Linked DNA regions of Homo sapiens: region 2 is linked to region 1. The links are chromatin loops, found by intact Hi-C in ENCODE. Cell type or tissue: natural killer cell. All regions are shown on one strand.

Region 1 (5,000 bases):
AAAATAAACTAAGAATTCTTCTTAGAATTTCAATAAATATAAACAGAGTAAATAGATTTAAAGCCTTCCTCAAAACTCCACAGGGCTGAGATCTGAAGGTATAAAGCAGTTACTAGGTCATTTGGCCCCAGGAAGAAAAGCCAGAGGGAGGAGGTGGGCAGCATGCAAGATCTCCAACATGACAAGATCAGTTCTTCTAGAGACGAGAGCTGCTCCACTTCTAAAACTGCTCATGTGCCTCCCACAGCCTGTATGTGTCCAGCTCACTGACGTTAGCATGGTTCTCCCTTTATGTTAGCACCTCATTTCCCCAGAAGGCCTTGCCACAGAACACAAAAAGATGATGCACTCAGTGACCCCACGCTCTCCTTACCCAGGTCAGCCAGCAACAGAGTGACTGCAGAGAACACCACAAATGCCTCGGCAGCTACAGAATAATTTTTCTTTTAGCCTAAGACAATTCTGGACCCTCAGTTAAAATGTCAGTATTGCCAGAGGGTTAACACCAAGCCTTGTGAACATCTAGACATCTCAATTTGAGCAAGTTTATACAATTCATTCTCATAAGCTTGTTCCTATGGAAGAAGGGAGACAGCTTCACAGCTCTGAGTAAGCTCTTCACTAGCCTTAGGTCTCTGAGCAGGAGATGATTGACATGGTGGCCTGGACTGCCTGTTCCTTCCAAAAGGCTATAGCTCTGACTCTCTGCAGTTTGGTTGGGTATTCTGACCCAGCTCAGAGTTTGTGCAAAGCACTATTTCCCAGTACCAGAGCCCCTACAGCTGTTCTTCCCCCAAAGGGTACCATATTCTTGGAGGGTGGTCCTGATTCCTCTTGCCATTCCTCCATCATTAGGGTACCAGGCCCTCCTAAGGAGGACATGCTGAGTTGTTTATTATAAAGAAACAGACTGCCCTAGTGGTCCCTTCGATGTATAACGATTTCTGGTGTTTTTCTTTCCAACAGGTATTTGACATATTAAATGGGAAACCATATGAGCCAGAGTTTACATCTGATGATTTACTAGCACAAGGTGGGTTGTGATAAAACCAGATTCTCTTAACCATTATTATCTCCACACTGTCATTTAAAGGGAGGAACCAGCATTATCCAGGGTCTACTGTTAAAAGTTCTTATTTCAGAACCAAAAGATGCTGGAGGTAGATAAGGAGAATATCCAGTTTTAATCTACTGTAAATGTATACTGCCTTCTACTCAGCTGGGCTTTGACCTTCAAGTAGAGTAGCTTGGTTGGTTCCACTGGGAGTTGGACAGCAAGCCAGGCAGCAATGATCAGTCCCTCCAGAGTGTCTATGGCATGTTAGAACAAGTGTGTTCCTTCTTCATTTCCTTCAGGAGACATGAAACAGCTGGCTGAAGATGTGAAGCTGCAGCTGTATAAGTTACTAGAAATTCCTGATCCAGACAAAAACTGGGCTACTCTGGCGCAGAAATTAGGTCTGGGGATACTTAATAATGCCTTCCGGCTGAGTCCTGCTCCTTCCAAAACACTTATGGACAACTATGAGGTAACACCTTACCTTACAGATTTAGCAATTTTCATTTGACTTTACTCTGTTAACATCTCTGGCCAGGGCATAATCTCCTTCCCTTTTCCTTAACTCTGAAGAAGAAAACCAGTCATTGCCCAAGGCCTGGGAGGGTGACCCAGGCCAAGTTGGCAGCCCATCTTCCTGAGAATGCTGTTTTCAGATACCTTCAGATTTTCCCCGTTTTCAAATACCTGGAGACTTCCTGTGAAAATGCTACGTAGAGGGTCAGGATTTTCACAGAACTTTAACGGCCCTGAGCAAACAATCGACTGTAATCAACGTGTAGCTTCCTGTCCCCAAGAACACACCTTACCCCATGGCAGGGCATTGAGTCATGTTCTGTGAGGTGACTCCTAGTGGAGCCATTACCCGGGGATTTTTTTTTTTCATTTCTAAAAATAAAATGTAGAAAAGCATGGGGTGAAGTTTTCTGTTGAAAATTTCATGGTTAGCTTTTGTTTCTGCATGGATTTCAGAGCTTCAGCTTACAGAGGGAGACTGTGTAGACGTCACTGTAGGCAGAGTTTCACTGCCTCAGCGCTTCTCTCGCTGTCTCTCTCTCTGCTTACTACAAACCACTTCTCTGTGATTTCCTGAGTGGTCTTTGAGCCGAAACAGGAAACTTGATTCGAAGACTGTATTTTCTTAGTCGCTCTTCTCTGCCCTTTCCATTTCCTCCTGGCTCCTGAGTGGAGGAGGCAGCATGGAAGAGGGAAGGGTGGGCTGTCAGTGCTTACAGCCTGCACTGGGACTCGAACACAAGAACATGCTCCTCCTTCCTTTCTTTCTCACAGGTCTCTGGGGGTACAGTCAGAGAGCTGGTGGAGGCCCTGAGACAAATGGGCTACACCGAAGCAATTGAAGTGATCCAGGCAGCCTCCAGCCCAGTGAAGACCACCTCTCAGGCCCACTCGCTGCCTCTCTCGCCTGCCTCCACAAGGCAGCAAATAGGTAAAAAAAAAGACAAAAGACAGTGGAGATATTTTCCAGCTCCCCCAGGCTGGTGTCTTCAGCTCTTTTTGGATATGGTGTGGCAGTTTTCTTTCTCGTTTTCTGGATACACTTCCCTGTGTGTCTCTCTACCCCCTGGGCTCACCCTCTGCCTCTCTTGATAGTACCATTCAGATGAGGGGGTCGTACCCTTGGAAAATCACATTGACACATGAACTACTTAGTAAACACTAAATAATACAATAAATACTAAAAACAACATGATGTGGGTGATTAAATTTAACACATGAGAGAAATAATATTTACCTTAAAGAGAGAACCATCTCCTTCTTCCTTTGCCTCCTCTCTCAAGCTTATGACACTGACCTTGTCCCCCACCATATATGGGACTACGTGTCATGCCACCAAAAGTCTCGCAACCATATGAAATGGACTCTCAACCCAGCCCAGTAATCCTATATTTCCTACAATTTTATTCTCCCACTCTGTAAATGATGATTCCATGCTTTCTATTTCTAAACCCCCAACACTCCTTCCCTCCCCTTACTCATGCAACACCCTTGCTTCACACTCTGTTGAAAACAGAAGAAACCAGAACCCTCTCACCTTTGCACCAAGTGCCAGCCCACCTGTGCCTGTGCCCACATTGGCAGCCTTCCATCCGGACTTGGTGGGTTAAATTTCTTTGCCCAGCTGAGGAGCCACCTCTCCCCTGAGTCTAACCCCCTCACCTTTACTAGGTTGTTGTTCCTGTTAATTCTTACCTCTCTCTCCTGTACTAGCCGTTCCTCCTCCCCACTCTCCGACTAGGTCACCTAGCAAGCATTTCATGATTTCCTCATCTTTAAAAACAAAACACACCGAAACAATCACCCTCTTGATCCCACATCCCATTTAGCTACAGTCCAATTGCTCTATTCCCATACATAGCAGAGCTCCTTCAAAGAATTTTTTAGAGTTATTCTTTCCAGCTTGCCACCTTCCACCCTCTGCTTGGCCTCCTGCAGTTGGGATCGCATCCCCACCGCTCCACCAGGCCTGCTGTCCTCACAGTGACCGGTCACCTCCACATTGCCAGATCTGGTCACCTCCTTTTCACCTTGACCACTTGCAGAGTGTGTCATGGTTGACGCCTACCTTCAACTTCAGACCGTCTCCATTCCTGGCTCCTCCACAGCACACTCCCCTGGCTGGCTCTTCTACACTCACCTTTTAAAGTCACAGCCCTCCAGGGTCAGTCCTAAACCCTCCCTGCTTGGTACCTCACCCAAGCCCAATACTGGCTACATCTGTCAGAAGCGCTGCCATCTTCCAGGAGATTAAGACAAAACCCAAGAATTCCTCAGGAGTCCTTTCTGCCACTAATCACTTCGTATGCGACGCATCGAGTGTCATCCTGTCTGCAACCACCGCCCCAGGCCAGCCTGCCGTCATTTCCTGCCCAAATTCTTGCACGGCTCCTACTCAGTCCCCTTGTTTCCTTCCTGTCCACCTCCCTTCAGTCCATTCTCTGCCCAACAGACGGTATGATTCTTCTAAAAAATCAGTGACATTGTATTAATTCTGGGTTATGCCCTTCAGTTCATTCAGTCATTCATTCAGCAAATCCTGATCCAGCATACACTGTGTGCCTAGCAGTGTTCGAGGTTTTAAAGATAAAACTGTGTCCCTGCTTTACTCGTTTGCTTTCTTAAACATTGCTGTGGAAGCTCTTCCTCCACACTGCGCCTCCATTCCCAAGTGTTTTCTCTGCTCCCCTGGCTCACTAGTCTGACCAACCTTTTGACTGTTTCTTCCCATTCCCTGGAAAGCTCTTAATTGGCTGGCTCTTTCTTGCCACTCAGTTTCAGCACCCATCTCACCCTGCCAGGGGGCCTTCCCAGGGGAGCAAGGGCAGACGTCATTGTCCGCACTTGAGAAAGGAATAATGTATCCGCCGGAAAACAACCCAGATCTCCTGAGTCACAGCCCAGTGCTCCTTCTGCACAGATATTAAAAAAGAAAAAAAGCAAATACTTAACATTTTTTTAAAAAGTAAATACCTAAGCATTAAGCCCTTAATTTGTAGTTATTTTTAGGATATCGCATAGTTTGTAACCCATAATAGACACCAAATAAAGATTGGTTGATTAAACAAATCAGTCAATACCAAAATGATAGTCGTGCCACTGGCATTAAAGTCTTAATATTCTAATATTGGAATTTGGTACATAAGAAGATAGCATTTTGATTAGTGTATGTTAGACTTCTGTTTCCTTCCTCACTGTATAGGAAATAATTTGTCTTGGTCATATCCCTAAGGACACTTATAAACAAAGGGAATTCAACCTGATTTTCCAGTATAGACTCATTTTCACCAAAATCATTTTACTTTTATTGCTACCAAAAATGTTTTCAAGGCAATGTATGCTGTAATAGCATATGAGGCCCAGAGAGAGATCTCATTTTTAGTTCTTGCTTCTGTCACCAATTTATTTTGCTGAGGTTCAGCAGTTT
Region 2 (5,000 bases), 61 kb before region 1:
ATTAAAATTAGCATCAGTATGAACTCGTGGATTCTTTTGTTATTCATTGTACTATAAGCCATTCCTGTCATTATTCATTTTGATTCTTAAATTGTCCTATTCTTGGCCAGTGGGAGTCTTTCATGCTAGCTCCTATGTCTTTTTGATATGTCCCTATCTTTTTTTTCCTAACACTTTCCTTATTTCTGAAATTGTAAGCTATTCTAGGTTCACCCTATACCTTCACTACCCCAGTCCAGGCATCGTCTGTCTCTCTAAGAAGTCCTAGTTCCTTTTAGCAGGAGAAGTTTTTCTAGACTCTTTCATTAGGCAGAGCTACAAAATTGATTATTTTAAAAATCTCGAGTTCATACACTAATTCATAATTCTAATTCCAATCCAACACTGCAGGCTTCTTCCCTCCCTCCCCTCATCCCATACTTGTATTTGGATTTGAGATATGAAATGTGTATCTCATATCCCATATTTCTTCAGTAACTGAAAACCCTCATCATCAATGATAGCAGCATGCTTACTCATTTTGCTCAGTCCAATAATTCACACACATTTGTAGAAAAATAGAATAGTTTTAGAATGGCTATACCAATATCTGCAAGCTTACTATATTCGGTTCAAAATTTCTTTGTAGTTCTTTTGACCAAATGTATTCAACAGAGAGCATTCAGTCAGAGTAATGTGTACAAAAGTTACTTGGATTAGATTTTTTCCTTCTGTGTATTTATGTTTCCATTGAGCTATAGAGTTAAGCTATTTTTTTATTTCTATTCCATTTTAGGGGTTTTCCCATCCCTGTTGATTTAGTAATTTTATTTTTTGAATATCAACATTTGTCAGTTTCACATCTTTCATTTATATGAGATTAACTAGACCCTTTAGAAATCATTATAAAGTCAGGTTGTTCTATTAATTTTTAAAATAGGTGTATAAAAACCAAAGGGATCAATCAGAGCCTTGATTTAAAGTACGTTCTGAATTATTTCAGACACCCGAATCCATCTAAACCCAGAACATTTCATTTGTAGATTTCAAAGACTTCTTGGCCTTCCTACCTTCCTTACATTTATGTAGCATGTGTTTATCCAAGGCACACCACCTGCCAGGCACAGTGCTGGGCTCTGTGTTGACACACATGAATGTGATCATCTTTCTGTAGCCCCCAGGTTACATGGCACCACAGCCAAGATACAGACATGTGTGAGAGAGTAATCAGGGTATTACTCAGGATTTGCTGGAGGAATCCCTCTTCAAAGGATATTCTAAATTGGTGTGTGTGTGTGTGTGTGTGCGCGCGCGCATGTGTGTGTGTGTGTGTGTTGAGGTGGACTGGGAGAAAATATACCCTCCTTGAGATCACCTCCTGGCTAGATAGTCTCTCCCTTCTCTGTTTGTGATAGAATGCAAGTGGAATTTGACAGGTGTACTTCTCAAACTAGAAACTAGAGAGCTGCTATCTCAGTCACCGTAAGAAGAACGAATCACACCAAACCTACATCATTGTCTTCTATGACAGGATTTCTACAAGGGTGAGATAGTGAGATGCTGGAGATCCCTGTTTTGGTAGTTCAGGGATTCACAGCATCTCCCATGCTGGTGATGTCAACCTGAAGAGATATTTCTAGTGATAGGTTCCAGGGATCTTTCACCAAACACTTTAATATATTTTATCATTGTCCTGAATACAGCCCTATAAGGTTCTTACTAAATTTGCAGGTGACATGAAGTGATAGACAACAAACAATTTGAATTCAAATTAATTTTGAAAGCTGAGACAATGGACCCAATTCTTCAGCAATTATATTTAAAAGATATAAATACATGCAGAAAACAAATTACAAGTACAGAGTGGAAGAGAGATGATTTAGCAGCAACGCATGCAAAGAGATCTAGGAGTTTTAGTTAATAACAGACTCAACATGAACCAGCAATGCAATGTGACTACGAAACAAGTAATTCCTCATTAGGCTGCATTAATGGAAACACGATACATAAGACCAAGGAAGTGGTGGTCTCATTTGCACTCTGTGATGAAAGGCCACACCAGGAATACAGTGTAGTACTGCTGGGCACCACATTTGTAGAGAAATAGAAACCAACTTGAGTGTCTTCAGAGCAGAATGGTGAGAGAACTCAAACTTCATTCAAATGAGGAGTAGTTACTGAGCCTGAGAAATTTATAGCCTGGAGGATTTGGTTGTCTTCAAATATATGAATGGCTGTGATGGGGAAAAAAGGATTAAATGTGTCCTGTTGTCACAAGAGGATGAAATAAGGAGCGGTGAATGGAAGCCCCAGGCGATAGAGGTTTCAGTTGCTGCTGACAGTCAGGGCTGTCTGAGGATGGAATGTATTGCCTCAGGACAAAGTGAGTTCATTGTCACTGAATTGGTTCAAAAATGACCAGGAAGACTACAGGGCAGGGAAGCTAACTTGTATTACAATAAGTAATTTTTTTCTTTTTTATTTGTATGCCCTTAGAAAGATGTTTACTTAACTTGATAAATCTGTAACAAGGGATAATCAAGATTTGGTTATAGGACAATTACAATTTTCTGACAGATCCCCCAAAATAATAGAAATTAATAGCTTACACACTACTTTATCCAAGCTGTAGAATGTATAACTTACTTCATATACTTTGTGTTTAGTCAGTTTATACAGGCTGAACAACATAAAGTTAAGACATAAAAGGGTTTTTTTTGCAGGTTTAAAGTACTACCATTTTTCCAAATTACTGGCTGATCCTAGAACTTTGAGAAACTTTGGTGTTTCCCCCCTTCCTACTTTTGTTTACATCATAGTACGTAGATGGTACAATATTTTGGTTAACCTCAGTCTGACACTTAGATTGTGTTCTCTTTTGCCCTATTAATGTCTAGAGTGTAAAAAGACCAGTAAAGTAGCACCAAGAAATCAAAGAAAATTTCCCAGTTCTACTCACTTGTAATTCTCTTAATTTAGTAGGGGCTTTCCACAGGAAATCACAATAGAATAGTTGAAATGCTCTTTATCTTATGTACTTTCCTTCTGAAGAAAGGGACAGTTAATTGGCTTTGTTCCCAACATGGTCCAAATTTTTATACAGGGCAGCTGTATTTACTGTAGTACAAAGGAGATTCTACACCGAATGATGTCTCTAAGTATTTTCAATAATTAAGAACCTAATTGCTTCTCTAGCCAGTGGGTTTCAGTGAAAGTGATAAAATAGATTTTCTAAGCAAGAAAAATACATAATGAGGGTGGTTGTATACCTTTAAGAAAAAAGAAATCAGTGATATTCAATCCCAAGTAAATTTGGATATCACAGAGTCAGAGATATTCTTAATTATTTTAAATTAAATTTGAGTCAAAAACAATGTGTTTAAAGACTTTAAAATCATTTTAAAAGAATGTTAGAAATTTACATTAATAATTTCTATTTTCAATGAATAAATGAGAAACCTAGAATTTTTGTTTTGGACACACTTTGATCATATCTAATGTGTTCTACTTCCTCTAATTATTTTTATGTTATTAGGATTTTTAAAAAATCTCTTAGATTAAAATTTCTCAGTGTATCTTTGTTTGCGTGTCTTTTTTTCTCTCTCCACTTATGTAATTGAAGCATTTCTGACATATCCTCAGAACACACAGATTCTTATCAGGACTTAACTACCCAGGGCAGGGCCCTCCTTGGATTTACTGAAAATAAACACTTTGGGTACTCAGTCTCAGTTTTAATGACAAAAGTTGAAATCTTTGCCTAACATGAAGGTTTTTCTTTGTCTCTAAATTTTGATTTTCCATGCTATCAGAGGTCCCATTGCAACAGGTAATTTGAGTGTTGATTGTATGTTTTCTCAGTTTGTAATTGTGGTGAAATGTATTTAAAATGTTCACAATTTTAAAGTTAAGTTTACCTATAAGGTTCTTTCCAACTCAGAAATTCTGTGATGGTAAACTTTTTTTTTGTAGTTTGAAAATGTGATCTTTGGATGTTGTCTTCTGTGTCCTATGCATATGACTAGGAATCATAGAATTTTAGAGCTGGAAAATGAGTGAGACATTATCTAGTGATTCTGCAAATGAAGAATTAAAAGGCCCAAAGAGGTTAGGTGACTCACGCAGTATCATAGCAGTACCTGGTGACTAGAACTCTGGCCACCTACTGCAGCACTAAAAATTAACCCAAATGTTTTTATCTGAAAATTTGCAGACTTCAGGCTAGGCCTGTAAATAAATAAATAAGAAGTTAAAACATATTTGAGAAAGGTAAGCTTAATATGCCACATTTGGGAAAAGATGTGCCTGACACAAATGTATTTGGTGTAATAGAGAACATTCTTCCATTATACCGAAATGAAAATTTTGAACATTCTCAAAATTCTTGAATTTTGAGACATTTATGTTAAGCACAGTTTATTCAGACTCTCTATAAACTGTGCTGTCATCCCTGTTGTTTTCTCCAAGCGGAATCATACTTAAATTACAACTTTAGGGAGTTTAATGTTTCCTATTTTTGCACTCCTGGGATATTTTTCAGTGACTCAGAAGCATAAACTGACACTGTGAAGTTAAGGCTGTGTTCCAGTGGGAATGACAGCATGTCTCTAGGACGCTGATGGAGAAAGCCCTCCTCATGCAGCTGTCTTGCGGAGTCTCCCTGCTGGTGGTGAATGTGAGATCACACAGGGCCAGCAGCCAGGGCAGTACATCTCTGAGTCTCGCTTCTGGTTTTACCTAGAGCCAACCCTTGGTGATTGTTTGCCTCCTTGGCCAAGCCCCCACACAATAGGAAAACTGTGTCTCAAGGTCGAATTCTATTAATACCTGAGAGGTGAATTTATAAACATTTAAGATGTTTTAGCATCTCTGCAGCCAGTGTCTCTGTAAATGAAAATTGCTTCTCGAAGTAGAAAAGCATAAGGGAGTACAAGGGCTTCAAAAAATAATCCTTTTAGGAATAAGAATATTGCCAGGGTTAGGTGTTCCTAACTGGTTTCAAGCAGAGGAGTTAGTAAAAT

Evidence for each region. A loop is a pair of places that touch in the nucleus more often than their neighbours do. Peaks named below come from ENCODE experiments on the same cell type or tissue, not always from the same donor. Only the 100,000 strongest peaks of a DNase experiment are listed, where the experiment ranks them.
Region 2: a loop joins it to region 1, with 3 times the contacts of the local background. A loop is called at or near these places in 4 of 110 quality-filtered maps.

The regions. Positions count from the first base shown.
Region 1 is chr4:102,611,078-102,616,077 of GRCh38, forward strand. It overlaps NFKB1 (nuclear factor kappa B subunit 1), which reads left to right. Exons shown (of 24, transcript NM_003998.4): 21 at 967-1,033; 22 at 1,357-1,529; 23 at 2,348-2,504. The region is part of intron 1 of LOC105377347 (a long non-coding RNA gene); the gene reads right to left. Among named protein-coding and RNA genes, the nearest start is that of NFKB1-AS1, 110 kb to the left of the region's middle. In natural killer cell, no CTCF peak of the experiment used is centred here; DNase peaks (open chromatin) are centred at 1,894, 1,994, 3,304, 3,924 and 2 weaker places; H3K4me3 peaks cover 1,673 bases; H3K27ac peaks cover 4,443 bases.
Region 2 is chr4:102,550,084-102,555,083 of GRCh38, forward strand. All of the region lies in intron 5 of NFKB1 (nuclear factor kappa B subunit 1), which reads left to right. Among named protein-coding and RNA genes, the nearest start is that of NFKB1-AS1, 50 kb to the left of the region's middle. In natural killer cell, no CTCF peak of the experiment used is centred here; a DNase peak (open chromatin) is centred at 2,908.